2 separate regions of the Homo sapiens genome follow, and region 1 is linked to region 2. A link is an interaction called in ENCODE POLR2A ChIA-PET data of the cell type or tissue named here. Cell type or tissue: HCT116. All regions are shown on one strand.

Region 1 (4,000 bases), 77 kb before region 2:
ACAGGCCAACATGGAAGAGGAAGCTTTGTGAGGGAGTGAGCTCTCTGTCCGCACAAGTGTTTGAGAGGCTTGTCACCTGTTGAGGATTTAGTGGCAGGATTCTGCCACTGGATGGGCAGACAAAAGGGGAAATCCCTTCAAGTAACCATTCCACGGACATGGTGCAGAGAGAGTCAACGTAGCAGGCCGGGGAGCCCTCCTTAGAAAGGCCTGCTGGCAACATTGTTCCTTGGCTGGTGTCTGGGAACTTGCATTTAGGAAGGGCTCCCACTATTCCCTGAATAGTAAGGGTGGCTGTTCTCTAAACTGTTCATGTGAGTAATACGGTTTGTGCTGAATACCTGGATTTCTTCAGGGAGTCTGCAATTCATGTTTGTGCTAGGCAGGGGATGCCTACATGACCAGCTCCTTATAAAAACTCTGGGCACTGAGTCTGTAATGAGCTTACCTGCTAGACAGTGTTTTACACATGCTACCAGGACTCACTGCTGGAGGAATTAGGCACATCCTATGTGACTGCTGGGAGAGGACTCCTGAACTTGCGCCTGGTTTTCTCAGGACCTTGTCCCAGGTTCTGTGTCCCTTCACTGATTTTGCTTTGTATTTTTTTGCTGTAATAAGACCCTTAAAAAAAAAATAGAGACAGGATCTCACTCTGTCACCCAGGCTGGATTGCAGTGGTACGATCCTAGCTCACTGCAGCCTCAAACTCCTGGGCTCAAGCAATCCTTCCATCTCAGCCTCCCGAGAAGCTGGAACTGTAGGCGTGTGCCACCATGCCTGGCTAATTTTGTGATTTTTTTTTTTTTTTAAGAGACAGGGTTTTGCTATGTTGTCTAGGCTGGTCTTGAACTCCTGGCCTCAAGTGATCCTCCTGCCTCAGCCTCCCAAAGTGCTGGGATTACAGGTGTGAGCTACTGTGTCTGGCCATAAGTCTTTACCAGAAGTAAAACATATGCTGAGTCCCATGAGTCCTTCTGGGAAACATCAGAGCTGAGGGTGGTTTTGGGAACTCCCAGCATAGCCTGCCTCTGTTTTCAGGTCAGGGAAGGAAACCCAGGGCTTCATCTGGGTCAGTGGGTCATCCTGGTTCAATGGGTCAGGGGCTTTCTAGCAAAGGTTCCGCAGAAGTTCTCCTAGGATCAAACTTAGGGAAGCGCCCTGAAGGAGTTGATGATGCTTCTGGGAAGAGCCGGCCTATCAAGTGCATATGGGGGTGCCTGTCCCTCTTTGGGGTGCTGTGTGATGTCACTGTGCTTCGTACAAAGCAGCTTAAAAGGTTTGGGAGGAAGTATTGGAGTGTGTTTATGTGTGGCTGAAGTCTCAGGTATGGTTTGTGTTAAGCCTCTGAAGGACAGAGCACAATCCCAAAATAGTTTTCATGGGAATGACCAAGGTAGAGACCATTGGTTTGGACCTATAATATCAGAGAGGCCACACCCCGATTCTTTACAAAACGTAACAGTGACCACACCTCAGTGGTTAGTGTCAAGGTTAAGGAATGTTGATATCAACTTTCCTCCGAAGGACCTGATTCAGTTATGTATGAATCTATTTCTCCCGGTCTGAGCCTCTGTTTAGACTTACAGGAGATGGTTGATGGTCTCCGATCAGGCCCACCCTGAACCAGGGCTGGGCAGGGTTAATGGAGAGTGTCTGGGATGTATTTTCAAAGAACTGTCATGGTGTAGGGGGACTAGGACAGGTGTTTGCAGACATTCCTAGCTTGAGGTTGGCCTGATTATTCTGTGTGAATCACCAGGCAGGTATTCAGCATTGGTCCTATTGGTCTTCCTTCTGATTACCCCCTAGCCAGAGGGGGTGGGGGTATAGGGCTGAGGTAAGCTCAGAAATGGGGCACTTGGCCAGGTGTGGTGGCGGGCACTTGTAATCCCAGCACTTTGGGAGGCTGAGGCAAGATCACAAGGTCAGCAGTTCGAGACCAGCCTGGCCAACATGGTGAAACCCCGTCTCTACTAAAACTACAAAAATTAGCCAGGTGTGGTGGCATGCGCCTATAGTCCCAGCTACTTGGGAGGCTGAGGTAGGAGAATCACTTGAACCCAGGAGGCGGAGGTTGCAGCGAGCCGAGATCGCGCCACTACACTCCAGCCTGGGCAACAGAGCGAGACTCCATCTCAAAAAAAAGAAGTGGGACACTTGTCTGCATGAAGAAGTGAAGGGAGTTGGAATAAAATGGAAGGCAGAGGAGCCTCTGCTGTGGTGGGCTGGAAACTCCACTCCCGCCACCCCATCCCTCCCCCATATTTCATCAGAGCCTTTTGTAAAGGATGGCAGAACCATGGAGCTGGGAGAAGGAGCTATCACTTGCCTGCAGTGTCAGCAAAGAGAGGCCAATTTTTAATGCTTTGTGTACATTATTAACTCACTTGATCCTTGTAACAGGTATTATTATTAATACTTACATCATCATTATTATTTTTTGTCTTCACGGGAATTGCTGACTTGAGATTGTCCAGCTAGATCAAGCAACTTGTCCTGGGAAAGCATGGATTTGAACCCAGGCAGTCTGGCTCCCAAGTCTACTCTCTTCACCACTACACTGTCAGGACTTGGTGACCTAGAAATGCTCCCCCTGACTCCAAAATTCAGTGACCCCAGGAGCCAATCCAAGCAGAGAAAGGCTGTCCTGATGTCCTGCAGAATGACAGTCACATCTCAGGCTTTCAAACTACTTATATGTTTTTTCCTAATTAATAGACCTTGAAATAAACAGTTAACTGTTTTTAAAAAAATTGACCTTGTAGGCCAGGCACAGTGGCTCACACCTGCAATCCCAGTGCTTTGGGAGGCTGAGGTGAGGGGATGGCCTGAGGCCAGCTGTTCAAGACCAGCCTGGGCAATATAGCAAGAGTCTGTCTCTGCAAAACAAAAAACAAAACAAAAAAAAGTAGTCTGGCCAGGCTGGGTGTGGTGGCTCACACCTGTAATCCCAGCTCTTTGAAAGGCCGAGGCGGGCGGATCACCTGAGGTCGGGAGTTTGAGACCAGCCTGACCAACATGGAGAAACCCCATCTCTCCTAAAAATACAAAATTAGCTAGGCGTGGTGACGCATGCCTGTAATTCCAGCTACTCAGGAGGCTGAGGCAGGAGAATCGCTTGAACCCGGGAGGCGGAGGTTGTGGTGAGCCGAGATCATGCCATTGCACTCCAGCTTGGGCGACAAATTAGCCTGGCCTTGGCTCCTTGTCACAGTCTCTCTTGTGCTTCTTCAGTCCCTACTTTCCTCTCCCTCCCATTTCCACTACAGATGGTGCCTTCCTACCCTACGCCATAGCAATCTGGTCACTGGGGAAATGGGGTTATGGAGAGGGGTATACTGTAATTCCCTTCATCTTATCTCAAGGTCAAGTTACATTTTGGCCCCAAGCATACAGCCCCCTAACTTGAGCTCCGGATAGACCTCCTTTGGGGCTCCCAATCCTGCTGAACCTCCCTGGCACTCTGTGCTCTTGCATATCTTCCACTCTGAGTCCAGCTCCAACATTCTGGCTATTTCTTCTTCCAGTGTTATGTGACTGGCACAGTTGGCCCCAGAGGTCCCAGCCAGGAGGACCTGGGGAAGCATCAGAGGTATTGACAGCAACATTTCTGATCCATGGTCCAACTTGGCCTGATGAGGGCAGCTGATAGTGGCTCTCCAAGATTGTCTACGTCCTAATCCCCAGAACCTGGGAATGTTATTTTATTTAGAAAAGAGTCTTTGCAGGTACAATGACGTTAAGGATCTTGAATTGAGAAGGTTTTCCTGGGTTATCTGAGTAAGCCCTAAATGTAATCACAAGCATCTTTATAAGAGAGAAGCTGAAGGAGATTTGACTGTAGATAGAAGACAAAGGGTATGATTGGGGAAGTAGGATTTGAGTGATGCAGCCACAAGCCAAGGAATGCCAGCGGCTACCAGGAGCTGAAAGAGTCAAGGACTGAGTTCTCCCCTTGACCCTCTGGGAGGAGTATGGCCCTATCAATACCTTGATT
Region 2 (4,000 bases):
TCATAGGTGGGAATTGAACAATGAGAACACAGGGACACAGGAAGGGGAACATCACACTCTGGGGACTGTTGTGGGGTTGGGGGAGGGGGGAGGGATAGCATTGGGAGATATACCTAATGCTAGATGATGAGTTGGTGGGTGCAGTGCACCAGCATGGCACATGTATACATATGTAACTAACCTGCACATTGTGCACATGTACCCTAAAACTTAAAGTATAATAATAATAAATTAATTAATTAAAAAAAATAAATAAAATTACAATAAAAAAAAAAAGACTTTGGGAAGGAGGCCAGGCCCTGCTAGAAACACCTCCCCGACTCCTGCTGCCTGTGCCCACACACTGGAACCTTCTCCCCGGAACCTTTTCCCTCCGGGCTTCCCTCACTGCAGCACTCACTGCTTTTGTGCCTTCTCCTTTCTCCTCATCTTCACCTATTCTAGAAAGACTCTGAGGACTCAGTCATGCTCATGGGTTTGTGGCAATCTCTTCTAATTCATATAGCACCCCTGGGAACTCAAGTAGGTAGCAAAGACCCATGTCAAAGCCGCGGCTCTTAGAAGGTTGGGGTAACATCTGGGGGGTTCCTTAAATTACTCTACATTGCTACCATGTACCTTGCCTGATCCTAAGTCTAACCCACTCCCTGGGGCTTTTGTCTGGGCCCAGGTACCTCCTGATCCTTGGCTGGGTTCCGTGACCGTCCTGCTATGGACTATACTAGTTTTCCCGACATGTGGTTAGTCACTGAGATCGCTTGATAAAAATGATGAGTTGAGTTCCTCCCAGCCTACTCAACCAGAAGCTCCAGGTGTGAGGTCTGGGCACCAGTATTTCTAACAAGTGGCTCCAGTAGTTCTGGTGAGTAACTGGATTGGGAAATGAGACCAGAGCTTTGCCAAACACCTGTGCTTAGGTTCTGGATCTGGAGCATCCAGGCTTTGGATTCGATAAGGTGTCTTCTCAGTTTCTCAACCATAAGATGGGAGTCATATGCGTGAGCTGGCAGTGGGTTACCAGCACCTGTTGTCTCGGTGACAAGACATATTTCTCCAACATTGCAGTCAACCTTCCTTGCCCTTCAACCCAAGTTTGGGTCAGTGATCGTCTTTTAAATGCTCACAGATTCCCGGTGTGTTTGCACGGGTCTACGCTCTGTAAGGAGGCTGGTAGATCAGGGATCCTAATGGGGATTGAGAGACAGGCTTGGACAGCTCCAGGCAGCACCCCCTACTCCCTGCGACCCTTCGAATTCCTTGGCTATTCCTGGATTCCTGGCCCTGCTCTTTCACAGGCCCTCTGTGCAGGCTGGAGCCAGACCAGAGCTTGGTTCTGGCAAATATCAAAGGGCCAGGACACTGACGGGGCCTCTGCTTCATCCCATCAGTAACACAGTTTCTGTATCATCTGTGAAATGGGCACAGGAGCCCCTGCTCCCCACCAAGATTGTAGGGCTGCCCTAAGAATTTTGTAAGCAGCTGTGAGTGGGAAGTTGGGGACCACTCATAGTGATGTTTCCCTGGTTAACTAAGGGATAGCCTGACACTGCAGCAATGCTAAAGAAGGCATTCTAGCCCCCCTTCACCCCTAGCACCCCTCTTTTGGGAGATGTGCTCCTTGTAGGCATCAAAAGGAGGGGTGAGGCAGGGATCCAGCTTCTGGGGTAGAAGTTGGGAAGCAAAGAAGAGGAAGGAAGGAATGGAGGTGGTTTTAGTTTTTTGTTTTGTCTTATTGTTGTTCTTAGTGTCTGTGAGTGCTTACTCTGTGTCAGAAACTGTGCTAAGAGCTGTATGTACCTCACTGAGTCCTGTCCTCAACACCAGGAAGCTGGGACCCCTATACTGCTATCCCGTACTTTACAACAGGGAAACCGAGGCCAAATAACATGGTCCTTGTTAAAAGGAATAGATCTGGGATTTTTGAACATCTGTCTGTAAGATGCCAGCGCCAGAGCTCTTAATAACGGATTCTCAGACCTTAGAGTATACCACAATCACCCAGAGGGCACCCAGCAGGTTCCAGATAATGCTGATGTTGCTGGTCCGGGAACCATACTTTGAGAACTACTGCCCTGGATGATCCAATCTGGCCCCCATTACCTCTGAACTCATCTTCTATTTTCCCTTCCCCACAATTCCTCTTCAGCCACACTATCCTCCTTGCTGCTCTCTATGATGAAGGACATGCTTCTGCCTCAGAACATTTTTATTTTATGTTCCCTTCATTTGGGATTCTCTTCCCTCAGATATGTGTGTGGCTTGCTCCTTCCCTCTGTGATAGGAGCCTTCCAAGATGGCCCCCAACACACTCACCTCCTGATACACTCCTGTGTCATCCCTTTCTACCTTCCCTCCTGGGTGGTCCCTGAGACTAATAGATTGTGGCAGTCATGATGGAGTGTCACTTTTGAGACTAGGTTGTAACAGACATTGTACCCTTTGCCTTGCTTTCCCCTGGCTCGCTCGCTCTGGGCGAAGTCAGCAGCCATATTGTGCAGAGCCCGTGGCAAGGAACTTTGGCTCCTGCCAGCATCCGTAGGGCGAGCTTTCTTCTTTTTTCTTTTTTTTTTGAGATGGAGTCTCGCTCTGTCGCCCAGGCTGAAGTGCAGCGGTGCGATCTCGGCTCACTGCAAGCTCTGCCTCCCGGGTTCATGCCATTCTCCTGCCTCAGCCTCCCCAGGAGCTGGGACTACAGGTGCCTGCCACCACGCCCGGCTAATTTTTTGTATTTTTAGTAGAGATGGGGTTTCACCGTGTTAGCCAGGATGGTCTTGATCTCCTGACCTCATGATCCGTCCACCTCTGCCTCCCAAAGTGCTGGGATTACAGGCGTGAGCCACCATGCCCGGCCAGGGTGAGCTTTCTTACAAGTAGCTCCTCCAGCCCCAGTCAAGCCTTCAAATGAGGCAGCACCCACTGACTTCCTGACCCCAAGCTCATGGGGGAACCTGAGGCACAATTGCCCAGCTAAGCCACTCTCTGATTCCTGATGTGCTAAAACAATATGAAATAATGAATGTTTGATGTTTCCAACTGTTAAATTGGGGGTAATTTGCGATGTAACAATAGATACATAATACATTTCTCTCAGATCTTCATTCTGTGTTCCTTTCTTGGTGAGGCCTTCCCTGGCCATTCTTAAATTACAGCTTCGTTCTCATAACACTTTCTATCCCCCTTCCTTGCTTTATTCTCCTTAGTGTGTACCAAGAGCTAACCTGATATGTTTTGCTTATTTTTTGTCTCCTGGCACAACTCCCTCCCCCAATCCCATTAGAAAATTTTTAAGTTTTCACTTATGGAAAATTTTATACACATACACATTTTATACACATGTGCATGTGTCTAAAATTAACTAAAGATGGAATGGCATAATGACCACTAGAATTTAAGCTGAAGGAGGAGGAGTTTAACCACTTATATTTCCTGCAATATAACCCCGTGTCCAGCACAGTGCCTGACACAGAATAGGCCCTCAAATATGTGTTGAATGAATAATAATAATATTCATATTGAGGATGATTCTCAAATAAAGGGTTGTTTATAGATTAAAATACACTGTTTTGCTGCAGCTCCCAGAGTCCCAGCCTAGAGCTCAGACACGGTGAGTGTGGCCAGAAAATGGTGGTCTTTGTTGTCAGACTGAGTTCCAGAGATGCCACTTCTCACTGAGGCCTCAGTTCCTTCCATTAAAAGTGGAAATGGGCCGGGCGCGTAGTCCCAGCACTTTGGGAGGCTGAGACAGACGGATCATGAGGTCAGGAGATCGAGACCATCCTGGCTAACACGGTGAAACCCTGTCTCTACTAAAAATACAAAAAAATTAGCCGGGCGTGGTGGCAGGCTCCTGTAGTCCCAGCTCTTCAGGAGGCTGAGGCAGGAGAATGGCGGGAACCTGGGAGGCGGAGCTTGCAGTGAGCTGATATCGCGCCACTGTACTCCGGTCTGGGCAACAGAGCGAGACTCCGTCTCAAAAAAAAAAAAAAAAAGGAAATGACAG

What was found. ChIA-PET counts read pairs that join two places held together with the same protein. Peaks named below come from ENCODE experiments on the same cell type or tissue, not always from the same donor. Only the 100,000 strongest peaks of a DNase experiment are listed, where the experiment ranks them.
Region 1: POLR2A ChIA-PET joins it to region 2 with 6 read pairs; 2 of 35 experiments call an interaction of 5 or more read pairs at or near these places.

Annotation. Positions count from the first base shown.
Region 1 is chr17:10,065,403-10,069,402 of GRCh38, reverse strand. The region is part of intron 1 of GAS7 (growth arrest specific 7); the gene reads left to right. Among named protein-coding and RNA genes, the nearest start is that of GAS7, 130 kb to the left of the region's middle. RefSeq lists an enhancer at 524-1,023. In HCT116, no CTCF peak of the experiment used is centred here; DNase peaks (open chromatin) are centred at 1,472 and 1,792; H3K4me3 peaks cover 681 bases.
Region 2 is chr17:9,988,839-9,992,838 of GRCh38, reverse strand. The region is part of intron 2 of GAS7 (growth arrest specific 7); the gene reads left to right. Among named protein-coding and RNA genes, the nearest start is that of RCVRN, 86 kb to the right of the region's middle. In HCT116, no CTCF peak of the experiment used is centred here; no DNase peak of the experiment used is centred here.